Regions from separate parts of the Homo sapiens genome. Here region 1 is linked to region 2. Evidence: read pairs that join two places in POLR2A ChIA-PET (ENCODE). Cell type or tissue: endothelial cell of umbilical vein. All regions are shown on one strand. Links, peaks and the distances in the headings refer to the core of each region. The heading gives the core; the rest is flanking DNA. Region 1 overlaps PKP4 (plakophilin 4). Region 2 overlaps LOC105373714 (a long non-coding RNA gene).

What was found. ChIA-PET counts read pairs that join two places held together with the same protein. Peaks named below come from ENCODE experiments on the same cell type or tissue, not always from the same donor. Only the 100,000 strongest peaks of a DNase experiment are listed, where the experiment ranks them.
Region 1: POLR2A ChIA-PET joins it to region 2 with 5 read pairs; 2 of 35 experiments call an interaction of 5 or more read pairs at or near these places.

The regions. Positions count from the first base shown.
Region 1 is chr2:158,506,339-158,514,623 of GRCh38, forward strand. The region is part of intron 1 of PKP4 (plakophilin 4); the gene reads left to right. Among named protein-coding and RNA genes, the nearest start is that of PKP4, 54 kb to the left of the region's middle. In endothelial cell of umbilical vein, for the core only: no CTCF peak of the experiment used is centred there; a DNase peak (open chromatin) is centred at 3,903.
Region 2 is chr2:157,887,130-157,895,414 of GRCh38, forward strand. All of the region lies in intron 1 of LOC105373714 (a long non-coding RNA gene), which reads left to right. Among named protein-coding and RNA genes, the nearest start is that of ACVR1, 15 kb to the left of the region's middle. In endothelial cell of umbilical vein, for the core only: no CTCF peak of the experiment used is centred there; no DNase peak of the experiment used is centred there.

The DNA of each region.
Region 1 (8,285 bases), core at 1,093-6,092, 620 kb after region 2:
GTGCTCCCTCCCAAGGGTATTTAAGTAAAGGTATTAACAAAATTAAGAATTTGGCAGACAGCTCAGTTAGACGATCACCAAGGTCCTTCTCATTTCTAAAGTTATTTGAAGCTGCTGTTTTCATTAGTCCTTAAGTATATGTTGCTACCATATAATTTGGCCACAAAAATGTTTAGATATGTGTCAAAGTCCTCAGGGCTTCCTGACAGAAGTGCTTCTTGACTGATTGTGTATTTGGTACAAGGGCTTCTTTGGTGATAGTTTCTACTCTCTTTAAATACTGTTCTGTTATTTTTGAAATCTGATCAAGAATTGACACAATAAATCTCTTTGATATTTATACTTATGCCTACTTTTAACCTTTTAGGAAAACTTTATGAATTGGAATATTCTAAAATCCTGAAATAATTTGGAATATTCTAAAATTCTGAAGAGAATATGAACGGATTGTTGGAATGGAACTTTTACCCGATTCCCTCAGACTAGAGTGTTCATACGACATTTTGCCAAGAAGTTCCTATAGAGGCAATATCACTTTTAGGATGGATGGGTCTAAAAGGATCATATTTAGTTTCTGGTTATTCATGGTTGCACTCACTTTAGAGGATGTGTTCCTATTAGGTTGCTGCTACTATTTGTCTCTCCTAAATAACAGTATGGAATTATAGAAAGAAAGGTTGGGAGAATAGTCGTGTGATTCTCCTGGTCAGCATAAAGCCTGTTCCATCCAGCCACTGACTATTTTGTTCTTTCTTTTGCTTTGAAGGCCAAGATGACATTTCCATTACTTCGATGTTTTTATGTTCTATACCTCTCTCTTGCTCCATATATTTTGCAGTGGTGCAGATATATTGATCCATAAATGACTGGTATTACATACTGAATCAAGGTACATGCATTCAACTCTAGAGAGAATTGTTTCTGGGTGTTTTTCACTATGTGACTCACCACTGTGAAGGTATGAAGATGAGTTTATGCCGCTAATGGGGTAGCTTTGTTGTGATGTAATTTCAGTAGCTGCCCATGGCAGCTGTTAGTCGAAGGTAAATTCAAAGCCAGATGGTTTAGATATCACAGTGGTGAAGATCAACAGAGTACCGTGAAACCAGGACTCGGTCATGGCAACCTGAGACTGTTCTAGCTAACTCTTTCTAATGTGTTTCATCTGGCACTTTGCCAGTTCAGTCCCTTGCTTACCTTTCCCCATTTGAAAAACTCTGCTTTTGGAGGGAGAATGGATTACAGGTCTTGACAGAGGCTTGGACTCTTGACTTCTTGGTTTGTTTTTTTAAATTTAAAAAAGAATTTCAGTTCTTTTGTGACCATCACATTACTGAAGTTAACATTGATGTCTTGCTCAAACTTATTTTTTTTCTCTCACACATTTCAAAAGAACCAAGTTAATACATTGAATTGAGCAGTCTGATAAGAAGGTAGTGTGGGGGGGTCTCCGGGTCCACAGAATTTCCTTGAGTGTGGATTGCTGTGTAGGAAAAGCTCTCTAAATTTTTTCTGCTGGCTGAATGTAGAGTAATGTGACCCTGTTGCTCTCCGTGGTGAGCTTTCCATAATTGAGATATTCCTGGATTCATTGCCAGGAGTGGACTTCCTTTACCTCTGCTCTGCCACAGGGTGGCTGCTGCCTTTCTCCTTTAATAAGGTATGTTCAGTTTCCCCCACTCAAAGACCATTTCATCCCTTAGACATTCTACCCAGGACATTGAAAATAGAAACAAGGCCAGGCACAGTGGCTCACGCCTGTAATCTCAGCACTTTGGGAGGCCAAGATGGGCGGATCACCTGAGGTCAGGAGTTCAAGACCAGCCTGGCCAACATGGTGAAACCCCGTCTCTATTAAAAAAAAAAAATACAAAAAATTAGCTGGGCATGGTGGCAGGCACCTGTAATCCCAGTTACTTGGGAGGCTGAGGCAGGAGAATTGCTTGAACCTGGAGGGGCAGAGGATGCAGTGAGCCAAGATCACGCCATTGCACTCCAGCCTGGGCAACAAGAGCAAAACTCCGTCTCAAAAAAAAAAAAAAAAAAAAAAGAAGAAGAAGATGCCAGTGAAGGAAAGTTAGAAACCACTGCGTGTCCTAAGCAGTTCCTAACTCCCATGGACAATTCTAGCATGAGTTTTGTAATAGTTTATAATTGACATATAGGTAGAAAATTGATACCAAGAAACCCAGCTGTTCCTAGAGTACTAGTAGTAACTCAGAAAGAGTAGAGAATTGTACTGTAAAATGAGCAGATTGCCTTTTCACTTTCTTTTTCTACTCCATCAAAGTGCCAGCTTGCTCCATCTTTGCTAAACGTTAGATTAAATGTCTTATTTATCATGATACCTCTGATGTTCAAAATTACATATGTTGCTGTAATTCTTATGAATTGTGAGCATACATTCTTCTGCGTAAACAGATGGTACTGTTGACACAGGCTTTATAATCCTAGTAGGCTGGACATCAAAATTTTATATTTCTACCATTACCTTAATTGTAGAGAGGTTCTGGGGTGACTGTGGAAAGTCATCTAACATGTGTTCTCTTTCTTTGCACTGCTGGGTTTCTAAATATTTATTAATCATTATTTATACTCTGTAATGCCATACTTTATTGGTGAATGTACCATCTTTGGGAGGTCATTAGATATTCTTTAGTATCTAAGAGAAATATCTACCTATCAGTGAATTTCAAATTATAGTTTATGGTCTTCAGATTAATGAAAAGCAAGTTCCCACCCCCACCAAAAATTAAAATGACACAAAAATGCATCTTGGGAACATCACAATATTTTAAACTGAGAATACTAATTTTTTGAGATTTGATTATATCACATATGACTTAGATTCTGATAGATTATGAATTTGTAATCAGTTCAATTTTGTATACTGAAATTATCTTTGCACTCTGAATAAATGAAGTATCAAGCAAAATTTTAAGAGTAACAATATTTTAAGAGATATAAACACAGTTAAAATCTTTGAGGTATTTTACCACTCACTTTTAGAATTATCAAATGCTGCTTTGATCTTTTCATCAAATCAGAACAGATATCTATATTTTTATTGGCAACAATAAAAACAGTCTGTGAGGAAATGAAACAATCCAGTCTTTCATTTTCTTGCTCATTTAATCTGAACAGGTGATGTTTCAGTATATTGAGACATAAGACAATCAAGACTTTTTGAGACATAAGACAATCAAGACTTTGTTAACAGCTTTCTAGATTATTGGTGGAATTATAGCTCTGATTTATAGGGTCACATTAAAAGTACTCCTTTGTGTACACTAGGTCTGGAGGTGATGATATAGAAATACTAGTGTGGGCCGGGCGCGGTGGCTCACGCCTGTAATCCCAGCACTTTGGGAGGCTGAGGCGAGTGGATCACCTGAGGTCGGGAGTTTGAGACCAGCCTGACCAACATGGAGAAACCCTGTCTCTACTAAAAATACAAAATTAGCCAGGCGTGGTGGCACATGCCTGTAATCCCAGCTACTCGGGAGGCTGAGGGAGGAGAATCGCTTGAACCCAGGACGTGGAGGTTGCGGTGAGCCGAGATCACACCACTGCACTCCAGCCTGGGCAACAAGAGCAAAACTCCATCTCAAAAAAAAAAAAAAAGAAATACCAGTGTGACCACATTGTAACATAGGTTGTGTTATTTCCTGCTAATGGAATGTAGCTTCCTTGACTTGTGGTTATTTCCCAAAATTCTTCCTTTAAGAAATTCAAAACCCTCACCTAAAAGGAAAGAAGTTACCCAAGTAGGAAGATTGAAAATGAAATCTGATTCTTTCTGACATTTTTACTGCCAACTAATAAACAAAAGACTTCATTAAGGAAGCAGACTGTTCAGTGGTTCTTTGTGTCTGAATATGACTGATCTAATATATTAAACATTTTTCTGTAAATGTAGCAGTATAGTGCCAGTTTCTATTTTCAACTCCTCAAATAGTAGAATCAGTTCTGTCAGCAGGCATTTTATTAAATGCCTCAGAACATGTGTTAGACATCATAGAAAATACAAACATAGAAGACAGGGATCTTGGTCTTATTAAATTTAAATCTAAAAAGATGTGGGAGCATTTTAAAGAGCAAATACAAGTGGGTGAAAATGAGCATTGCGTGTTGCTAAGACTTGAACTAGATTGGTTGGACTAGAGGAGTGAGTCATCGAAAAAAGGCAATTTCAGAACACATTAATGAATGTCTTCTTAAGGATGAGGCACTTGCAAAGTGCCTGTGTGTCAAAGGAAGAAATGATTTGGTGATTCAAGTGGTAGTGGAGTTGTTTGACACTTGCTTGTGGGCTTTGAAATGATAAGAAGAGCAGGGCTGGAGTTCCAGGAGGGCTGGGCCAGATTGGGCTGGTGGGGTGGGGTGAGTCCACTTCCCCTGCCCAGGCAGCTGATGGAAGGCATGAGAATAGACCTATTCTAAGGCAGCTATGTTGAAAGGGAACTGCTTTCAGCAAGAATGCCCACTGTGCCCCCCATTTGGGGACAAGCAGATGCAGAGGGACCCCTTCCAAATTTACACCTAGATTTTGCCCGAGATTTCTTTAGTGATTGATCTCTACCACTGCATCTGCTCTACTTTTCTGTCACCATTCCTCATTCTTCAAAGTGCAGCTCAATTCCTGTTGTGCCAGACCACAGAGTGGTAGGGGAAGGCCTCTGTGAGCCTGAGTATGGTGAAGGAGGAACCCTGGAGAGAGCTGGGCAGGAGGGAGCATGCAGAGCTCTGCCGAAACTCACGTCAGGGGCTGAGCGCGGTGGCTCACACCTGAAATCTCAGCACTTTGGGAGACCAAGGCGAGCGGATCACCTGAGGTCAGGAGCTCAAGACCAGCTGGCCAACATGGCAAAACCCCATATCTACTAAAACTACAAAAATTAGCTGGGCGTGGTGGCACACACCTGTAATCCCAGCTACTTGGGAGGCTGAGGCAGGAGAATCACTTGAACCCAGGAGGCGGAGGTTGCAGTGAGCCAAGATTGCGCCACTGTACTCCAGCCTCGGGGGGAGAGTGAAATTCTGTCTCAAAAAAAAAAAGTTAAGTTGGTGCTCTTTATTTTCTGTACATAGTGTATTATGTATCAAAAGTGTGATTTTGGTTAAACAATTTTATTTGAATCCTATAATTTACCATTACTACAAAACAAATGTTCTATCCTTTGGAAGAAATTAGTAAATGGGAGAATTTTCTTTAACTTTGAAAAATTTAATCTAGTATTTAACTGATGTACTATATTTGCTCAATTAACTGTCACCTGACTTAATTTCCTTCTAGAAAACAGTGACAAATTGTATTTATCAGAGAGAGAAAGGGAGAGCCCTGCCAACCAATTAGGAATAAATTTTCAAAATTAAACATTTTTGATTTGCAGTTTTATTTTTGTACAAGCTTTCATGTAGAATATGATTATTTACCTTCCTCTGACTATGAAATGGCATTTAAATTTTACACATGAAGTAGAAGCACATGCAAACACAGGCTAGTCATGAAAGATACCCTACTCTGAATCAGCCCATTGGGTGTTTAAGAAAAAAAAAATGCTGAGTAAACCATTTTGTCCTCAAAATGGGTAGTATTAAAGCCAGCAAGAATGGTATGGCATGAGTCATAACTCAGTTTTTTAAAGTGTTATGGTATATCTTGTCTAGAGAGTATTTCTGGTTGCTTAGAGCATATTTGAAGATAATTCTATTACATATGCATTTGGATGCAGCTATGCTCTTGGGATGACTGGACTAGAAACACACAAACTATTATTATTTTAATGAGGCAGGCTTTATTTTAAAATATACAAAATTGGAATAATTGCCTAAGTTATTTCTATATATCATTTGGAATACTAAACTCGTATATCTTGGTTCTTGGATTTGAAATTGCACTTTAGGTGAAATGGAAATAAACTGCCATGAAAACAAAATCTGTAAACAGATTATTAGACATAGACAATATCTCAGAATTAAGGCATTGTTTTGGAAAAGGTGATTTAAACCCATGAATATTGAAAGAAGAGAGATTAACATGCTTGTGGTGGTGATACAGTGCATGAGCACAGCCATTGCACAGCAGTGGTAGAGAGTTGTGGAACGGTTGGCATGTGCAACATTCTCAGCCAGCTCTGTCAATTAGAGCAGATTCTGACTGACAAACTGTGGTGTGCCCATGTGGCATGGAACACTTACTCCAACAGCTGTCCCACTGTACACTTGTGAATCAACATGTAACTGTTTTCATCATGTTCTAAAGTGACTAATAGATGTATATTACCCATCATGACCAACCTTTTGATTTGTATAGGTTGATATTAACCCTTTCTTAAATTTTTGAATTGGAATAATCAGCTAGCTTATTGTCTGTGGAGAACAACCACCAGTACTGACAAGACCTCCCTAAAGTCACATCACAGAACTTTGAAGTCACTGCAGTCCTGAGCCTGTCCTCAGTTTTACAGTTCTCAGAACCTGGAGTAATATATAAACCAGAACACAAATTTATTAATTCATAATTATCAAAATGTCCATATTTGCCAAGTACACTTCTCCTTTCTAGGATCAGGTGACTGTTGCCATTGTGAACTTAGAATCTTGTCAAAGGTGAAGATGTGTTTGCAAGAAGAGTTCATCTCAGGACCATCTCTGTCCCTGAGAGCAAAGATCCTTCTTGTAATCTCACTTGTTTTTACTTCTCTGGGGAGGGCAGGAATCTGGGTTTTCCTTTTCTGTGTTTCATACTAACTATCCTCTTCTCTAATTATGACAGCAATCACATGTGATAAGTCATAATCATAATCTGATTTTGGTCTACATGTTAAGAGTCTGTTCCTTGATGATAGGTTAGAGCTCTTGGGGGATACTTTTACTGATTCTTAGTTTACGTCCACCCATTTCCGGTCTTATCCTCATTTTATTGATTTTTCTGATTTTCTTCTCTTAGAAGCAGCCTTGTTTCCTTTCTCTTGAGGTTTTGAGGAGCAGCTCCCTGATGCATCTGCCTGTGAGGATACTGAGGCGAGCAGGATGGCAATACCCGAGTACATCTTCCTAGTGTCCTTAAGTAGCCCACTTGGACAAGGAAGGACAAGGTTTCCTAGGATTCGATTTAATGATTGTATCCCCCAGGGATTTGGCACATGAGGGAGAGAAGAATCATTCTTTTCTTTTGCAGATGTTGGAGATTTCTTCTTTTTGATGTCTTTAAAGTCTTCTTTTCCTCACGGTTGCTTCCTAGCTCCTCACCGGGCTTTCCAGACATTTCCCCAGTACTCCTAAGTTGACACCATCTAACTTTTACTCTCCTGACTCCAGGTCACATTACCACCTTCACTGGGACCAGTGACACCTCATTCAGTTTGACTCTTTGCCTCAACTTTCACCGTCATCTTAGGCAAATTTAAAGGCTGTGGAGACAATCCATGTCTTTATTTGCACTTACTATTGTTCCTTCGTCTTCTCATCTCCAGAGTTTTCTTTCTCTTTTTCTCCCCCACCCCGCTTCCACCCCAATTTTAGACTGTTGGCATTCTCTGAACACAGCACGCTGTGGTGTTTTATGCCTCTCTGTCTTTGTAGTAAGTCTCATCTTCCCTGACGACCCCGCTCTCCCATGCGAAGTTGAGCTCCCCTCACTTCTGTGGTGGTAGATTTTATGCTTGTTTACTCTTGCATTTATCACACTATTTTTACTCCTTTGTTCCTGCTAGACAGCTCTTTCAGCATCATAATGGCCACAAAACCTAACACCATCTGGTGTATAAATGTGTTTTCATTGAAAACACAGATATGTTGTCATATCTTCCCTCAGTTTGTTTCATGCTCCCATTGAACAAACACTTTTGAATACCTACTGTGTTTCAGGCACTTTCTGGATCTGCTGAGAATGCAGTGGCAATCCAGATGAAAAGAGTCCCTGCCATTACTGAACCAAGAGCGTATGGTTAGATTGCAGAAAAGTAAATAAGTTATCATCCAGTCCATTGCGTTCTCCATCTGTGATCAACAGAACTCTAGAAACTTTATAGTGGTTGTTATTTTTTCTTGTACTTTCTTCAAAAAGCTGTTTGGAGATGTTAAGTGTGAAAATTTGTCTCCTTGAAAACGAAATATAGTATTAAGCACACAGATTCTAAATGGAATAAAGGAGACTGAGAGATAACCATCATTCCTCTATCCTGCTGAAGACCAGACAGAAAGAAAGGATGTTATCACAACTGAGAATCTATGGTACTTTTTAAAAAATATCTTTTAAAATCAAGAGGTTTTTTTTCTTT
Region 2 (8,285 bases), core at 1,895-6,894:
TCAAGTGATTCTCCTGCCTCAGCCCTCCAAGTAACTGGGATTACAGGTGCGCACCATCACACCTGGCTAATTTTGTATTTTTAGTAGAGACGGGGTTTCACCATGTTGGCCCGGCTGGTCTTGAAATCCTGACCTCAAGTGATCCACCCACCTTAGCCTCCCAAAGTGCTGGGATTACAGGCGTGAGCCACCACACCCAGCAGGATAGATTCTTAAAAGTAGGAATCCAGATGATATTTCCAATTGTCCAGTAACAGGAACTCTCTCCAGTGGCTTGTCCATCTTACCACATCATCTTTGTCACCACACCTTCTATTATCGTTGCCAGTTTGGAAATTTTAAAAGTTAGCTACTTCAATCTGAATATATGATTGCTGATGAGATTGTAACTTGTTCATAAATATATGTTAGCTGTTTATTTTTCTAATTTTCTTTTTCATTAAAGCCCTTTGCCTACTGTTCCATTAGCACTTTAGTATTATTTTTATTGAAAATAGTATAAAGAGGTTTGGGTTTTTTTCCTGCTGAGGAATGACCAGGTAGAAATTCTAATCTGCAAACAACTTTTAAAGATTATCTTAGTTTCCACTTGTTATTTTTCCCATCTTTGCAGTGGGGCTGGCTGCCTTTCTCTTGGGAACTCTTTTCATTTCTATTGTACTGAAGGAGTCACCAGTGATGAGGGAGGGAACAGTCTGAAAAGTTTGTTTTATTTTGATAAAATGGTTGTTTGCCAATTATATTCTAAAGCTCCCAAAATAATATTGTATATACTATCAATAATATAAAAACTGCATTAAGTAATGTTTGATTTTCCTAAGTAACCATAAAAATTGTGTTCAACCAAATTCATCTATCCCTATCAAGGTTAACATCAACACCAAGCCAAATAGTACTAGACTATAAAATGCACCAAATCTTGCTTTACTTTTCTCTTTGACAAACATGAGTTTTTAAACCAATGAACGGTCTGAAGTTTGACTATGACTCAGTTCCTCCTAGTGCTCTACAACAGAGTACAAAAGGTTACCAAATCCTCCAGTTTCTGACACAGAAATCCAATTTGGAATGAAGGAAATAAACGTCCCACTCTTTAACAGCTAAAGATGTTACTGATGACATCTAAGAATTTGGAGTTTCAAAATGTGAATTGTGAAAACATTTGAATCTCTTCATAATGGAAAGGACTTGGAAATGGAAAAGAAATACGCATACTTGAAGGAAAAAAATTGTTGGTGCCAGTGATTATTCCTAGATAGAAAATGGCCACATAATCTATTTGGTGAAAAAGGAGAAGAAAAAGGCAATTTATTGATCTGGATGAACATGTTCCATACAACCTCTCGTAGAGATGAGATGAGCTTTTAATTGGAAAAGCTTGCTCTGTTGCTGCTAAAGGTCAGAAGTTCCCTGTTGGCGAATCAAGTGCGGATTTGTTGGCAAATCAAGTGTTCATCGGAAGTTTTTCTGCAGTGAATTGTCTGCTTCCACTTGATTCTCATTTAGATAGATATTAGGCACCAATGAAATTGAATAATCGTAACACAGTTTACTTAGATACTATTTGATCTTGAAAATAAAACAAAAATTGCTTTAGATGTTTACAATTATCACTACTCAGCCTTTGAAATAGAATGATTGAATTTTCTATTTTGAAGCAAATTTTGAACTAATTTAATACAGCCCTCAATTTTTTTGTGTGAATTTGATGATATTAGGGTTTCTGTTTAATGAAGTTTCAAACATAAGCAAAAAGAGAAAAAATAGCATAATGAATGCCAGGTATCTATCACCAGGTTGAACAACAATCAATATCAAGCCAGAATTGATTTACTTGATTTGTCTGTTTCCCACTTTCTTTTTTTTTTTAAAGTATTTTAATATAAAGTTCAGCCATCATGTGATTCCATCCCAACATCTTTCACTAAGCATCTCTAAAACATATGGACACCTGGGTGCCATGGCTCCCACCTGTAATCCCAGAACTTTGGGAGACCAAGATGGGCAGATCCCTTGAGACCAGGAGTTCAAGACGAGCCTGGCCAACATAGCGAAACCCCATCTCTGCTAAAAATACAAAAAATTAGCTGAGTGTGGTGGTGCACACCTGTAGTCCCAGCTACTTGGGAGGCTGAGGCATGAGAATCACTTATACTGGGGAGGTGAAGGTTGCAGTGAGCCAAGATAGGGCCACTGTGCACTCCAGCCTGGGTGACAGAGCAAGACATTATCTTAATAAATAAGTAATAAATAAATAAATAAATAAATAAATAAATAAACAAGCATGTAGACATTTTCTTACACAACCATAATGCTATTATCACATCTAATAAAATTAATGATTCTTTGGTATCCTCTAATCTCCAGTTCAGATTCTAATTGCCTGAATATTCTCAGAAAAGTCTTCTGTCAAATCAGACTCCAGACAATGACCACTTATCGCATTTATCTGTTTGGCCTTTTAGGTCTCTTTTAACTTTGAGATCAGTTAGTCCTCCCTATTCCCCTAACCCTACCCATTTTTGTTGTTGTTGTTGATGATGATGATCATGATGGCAATGCCACTGACTTGATGAAACCAGGTCAGGGGACTCCACCTCCATTTTACTTTTTTTTTTTCAATTACTGAAGAAATAGAGGCTTAAAGTTTGAATGAATTCCTCCAAAAGAGTAGTTACCCAATGCAGAGTAGAATTCAGGTTTTCTAATTCCATTCTATCATGCTCTTTTCTATAATATATCATATTGCCATGCCATAATTTTACAATATCTATGATTTTAGTGCTATGGTGGTTCAGAATATATTAAACACATTTTAAACTCTCCTTCTTCCATATTTGTTTACATTTACAATTCCTAGTTTTTTCCAAAAGGTAGTCGGGATTTAGAATTTGCAGCTGGCTTTTCCCCAGAGCCTGACCCATTGAAGTTACTCTTTCAATGCTACTTTCTGAAAATATACCAAAATTGATAGAAAAACTTAAGTTTTCCAAGAACCCAAATAAAAAATCTCAGAGTAAATCAATAAAAAGTATTAGTGCTGTCACTCAGATTTTGTAGCAAGACTAATTAAAGAGTATGCACATACCCATGCACCAAAAATTAAGATTAAGCATTATCAACTTAGAAAAATTCAAAAACAAATGGGAGTTTTCATTGACTTACTGTATTCTATCTTAGTTAAGCAGGGCACATAGTTTTCTGTTGGTGATACAATCAGTACATGAAATAAAGTATGGTGTGTGAAATAAAGCCTTTCCGTGTGCCCAGGAAGCACAAAAGTGGAAAGGACACAGAGGCATTGAGGAGAGACAGCAAATCCTTCCTCATCCATTTCTTAAAGTCTCCAGAGAAGACAGGGAGAAGCACAAACTTAAATTCATTTAAATGGTTCTAGCTTTGCCCTTTTGGACTTTAAGAAAATCAACCAACAAATTATTTTTTAAAAAAACAGTTTTAACTAACAACTTTTATTTGCATATGCTCTATTTTTTTTTTTTTTTTTTTTTTTGAGTCTGTGTTCTGGAATTCTGTTTGTTGCTTTCAAACACCACAACTTTCTCACGTAAAAATGAAAAATTCTTGGCCACACTTTTCCCCTCAGTCGTTATAAGGCTGTTAAACCAGGGATCACCTATCACTCCCTGGTGTGTGTTTGTTTCAATCCCCAGATATATTTTAAGAGATTTTAAAACATTATTTGTTATTGTGGAGTAGCTAATAGATTCTGTATGGTTGCTGCTGAATCTTTTTATTTCTTTGAGAAAGAAGGAGAAAAACCACATTGTTTTGAAAAACATGTTTTAAAAATAATTTTATAGATTGCAGATTTTGTAAATGATCAGTTAATTGTTGGGAGGGGGTTCCCAACCTTGTTAATGTCCTCTTAGCATTAGGCTTTTGTTCCCCAGTATTGAATATGTCATTTTCTCCCACAGACTGCATTTCTAGGGGTATAATTGCTGTCTCCATGTAAAAGACAACTCATGTGCATAAATTTCCACTCGCTGAAACAAGACTCTGCCTCCCCTCATTTTAATGCAGATGTGATCCAGGGGGTAGAGTTACACTTACTTCCCCAAGCAAATGAAACAGATTACACATTAAATATTGTCTTTGGAACCAGGTGCACAGAAACAACCAATTACCTAGACAGCTCATCAAGGCCTGATATGTTTACCACATTGTTTTTGTTTTCTCTTTAAACACTTGGCGAATTATTCTGAGGCTTTCATTTCTCTATAATGAACAGAATATGTTTATTAATAAAGGCCCCCTTTGTGTGATTCACTAACAGTTGACTCACAAAAGCCTTTAAAACCATGTTTGAAAGTTTCTGAACTGAACTTGAGTTCCTGAGAAGACAAAGCCTCATTACTACAAAGAAGATACTCTTCTGGTTCTTCTTGGCTAAATAATTGATATCTAAAATGACTTAAAGGAGGGAAAGGGTCATTAATTTGTGAGGAAGAGAGAGAGAGTGGGGAAGGCATCTGTTCCCCCTTTAGATATGTTTTCATTGTTTGTAAAGGACAGTATCTATATAAATTTATGAGATTTTGGCCACTGCCAATTATATAATCTTGAATTTTTATGCATATCATTGTTTCTTTAGGGATTTTAATTGGCCTAAAATGCAGATGAACTCAAGAGCTCTTTCAAGACTTGTTTGTGTTATTCTAAGAGACTTTTACCACTTCCTGAGGAGGGGCTGTTTCAGATTTCCACAAAGTCATTAACCTCCCAAAGAATGAGAATAATAAGTGGAGTGGCAGGGCCCCAAAGATGTAGTTGGTGCAAACTATCAGGAATGCTGGAGGCCAGGGCTTTGCAGTGGAGATGCCTGACAGTGAGCTGATGGAGGGAGGGTTGGCAATGGGGAACAGGGAAATGGTATCAGAGACCCCTCGGAAAGACTTCATGGTAAATGGCTTGGAGATGAAACATCAGCTCTTTGAGTGGTTAAGCAGGACTGGCTTGCTGATAGAATCCCAAGCCCTTAAACCATTTATCCTCGTAGCTTCCTTTCAAAGTTGGGGGAGCTCTAAGAAAAGTAGGTAAAAATGTACAACAGAAAAAAATTCTGTATGTGTGTGCGTGCCGGATGGGGCCAGGGGAGAAACTGATTGTAAGACTTTTGGTTATCTGTTGTTATTTTTTAGAGTTTTTTATAGAGAGAGTTGGAGAAGGGTATTGCTGTGTTGCTCAAGCTGGTCTTAACTCCTGGCCTCAAGTGATCCTCTCATCTCAGCCTCCCAAGTAGCTGGGATTACAGGCACAAGCCACCATGCCCAGCCCTTTGTTTTTCTTTTTGGTAAAGCAATTTAAGACATTCTAGAGAGGATGAAACTTCTAAATGTGAGAGTAGAAGAAGACTTTGAAATCATCAAGAATACTGCAAGTTACTCTCGTACATTGTGGTCAAAGTGGAAGTTGATACAAGGTCCGTGGAAGGCAATTTTATATTCTCTTGCAAAATTATAAATTCACATACACTTTGACCTTGGAATTTCATTCTAGGAATATTTCCTACACATATACTCACCCAATTCTGAAATGACAGATGTGGGAGGTTTTCTTTGCAGCACTATATATAAAAGCAAAAGATTGAAAACAACCTGCCTATCAATAGGATATTGAGTCAGTAAATTATGAAACATTCTTACAATGGAACACTATGAAGCTGCTTTTTAAAAATAATAATAATAATAAAGTTGTTTTCAATGTATCGATATGAACTGAGCTCCTCAATTAGCAGTAAGTAGGAAAAAGAATCCTGCAAGGTTCAGCAAAATAGATCGTATGCTACCATATGCTATCATTTAAATAAAAAAAGAGATATACGTCTATGTTGGGTAGTATAATTGGACACAAATCCTCAGAAATGGATGGGGCTTTGAACAACGAGAAGGAAGGAAAGGACAGGGCAAGATGTTTCACTATTTTGAACAGAAAAAAAAGACTATGTGAACAAATTACCTATTCAAAAGTTGAGAAGAAGAAAAGGTTGTAGGGTCTGGAGCGAGGCAGTCCTGGTCTGTATACTAGTTCTAGCACCTTTCTTTATATATTTATGTATATATTATTATTATTATTTAGAGATGGAGTCTCACTGTGTTTCCCAGGCAAAGCTTGAATTCCTAGGCTCAACCAGTCCACCCACCTCAGCCTTGTGAGTAGCTGGGACTACAGGCACGTGCCACCATGCCCATCCGGTTCTAGCACTTTCTGACACCATAACCTCAGAGTCCTTTTCTGTAAAGTGGAGTAGATAATATTACCTGCCTCATGAGCGAGAAGGCATGCATATAGCATGCAGTGGAGGTGGCACAGTGCCTGGGTCCAGTAGATGCCAGGCATTACCATGATCTTTCTGATTAATATTATCACCAACCTTCTCATAAATAACTGAGTACTTGAAGAACAGTGTGCAGTATCGTGGTGGGAGTTATGGAAGTGATTACTTAAAATTTTTCAGCTCCAAAGACATATGCTGAAGGAATCAGTATCATCAGAAGCATGTATAGAACCCCATGTCTGCACCTAGTGCTCTTCTCTGCAGAATTAACAAACAAGCACCCCCACTGAGTTTCATGTCATGTACCTCTCTTTCCAAGTTCTGATGTGGGAAGTGGAAAGATGCTGATTGGTCTGGCTTGGGGCAGGTGCCTGTCTCTGGACAAGTGAGAAAGAAATAGCAGTGCTCACAGGTGCAAGCCGTTGAAGGGAGGAGGAGCAGATCTCAGTGGATAATGAGGTGAACTGGGCAAACAGCAACTGGTCCCGGCTACTGACATTTTTGTAGCATCTCTGTTTTTGAAAAGGCGAAAGTGGGGAGGTGGGTGGGGGGTGGATATTTTCCGTAATATCTACATGATCCCAGGCAGCAGGCTGGGTGGTGCCTGCAGTGAGGGAAGATGCTGTTCCTTGCAGAAATGTAGTAGGTGTGGCTTAAAGCCTCAGCTGCTGGCTGGCCTGTGAGCTTAAGAAAGCAGAGAAGCAAGTGGACACAACCTTGAATGCACCTGAAACTTCCAGAAGCCCACAGATGCACTCCAAATGTTCCTGAAAACCTAGAAATTCTATGTAAGTTTGTCTGTATATGGGAATATACATTTTTCCAGGGAAACCCATAACTTTCATCAGATTCTCAAAGAGGGGTGCTATCCATTAAGGATTCTGAGCCCCTGCTAGACCAATGATAGCATATGCCATGACCCAAGGATTATGATTAATCCAACCCTAGAACGAGAGGCCCACACCATAAAATAAAGCTTTCCACAAAACATAAAGAATAAAAGAACCACTGCCTTGATATAGTTGCTTTTTAAGCACCCATTCTTGTACTCTCTGTTTTGCCATATTCACTTTTATTATTTACTGAATATTCCTCTTTAAATTTGTTCACTTTTTAAACTTACATGCCCAGTTTAGCCTCTTCTTAAGCAAAAATAATTGTGAAATCAGGGTTATATTTTGCTATTGCCAGTTTTCTTCCTAATGTATATTAGAAGAAATTTATTACTATTAAAATTTAAAAATGTTTGTATCATTTCCAAAATTATTTAGTGCATACAACAGAGATGGGCTTATGGCACTCAGGAAAACACTGTCTCTAAATATTCCTAAAATTCACTTCAGGCATCCCTTTCACAGAGAAGGAACCTGAGGCAGGAGACAATTAATGTAACTTATTAGAGATTCTAAGCAAATGTGGAAAAACTTTGTCAGGTATTGGGCAACATTGTTCCTACTAATGACTCAGCCCTGTGCTTATTTTATTGCAGACAGTTTAAAGAGATGTTTTACTGTTCTCACGTTTCCCCGCTACCCCATAAAGAGAACCAACTAGACGAGAGTAAAAACTTGATCAATTTAATACTCTGGTCATGATCCCAGCAACTAAGGAAGGGGGCTGTGGGGGGGAAAGCCAGCGAGTTTCTTTCTACTCAAATTCCATCTCATTTTTATTTTCTCTTAATGTTTTTTTGAATCCCAAGTTCCAAAACCTGTCCCCTATTATGCAGTGCAAACGAGAACAGATGGGGAAAAGTTATGTTGGAAAGGGCTTTGGAGGGCCACAGAGAAGAGAAATATGACTACTCAATGTGTCACACACCAACTTGCAGCTGCCACCAGCCCTTCCACACAACGAGCTGCGTATGGAACCAGCCCGGGTGCTCAGGAGGAGCGGGCTTACTGCAGGAAGGGAGCGCAATTAGAGAACATTCGCTTTACTTGTGTTTCCTTGAAAATATGAATAAAGAGCGTAGCAGCAGCACAGC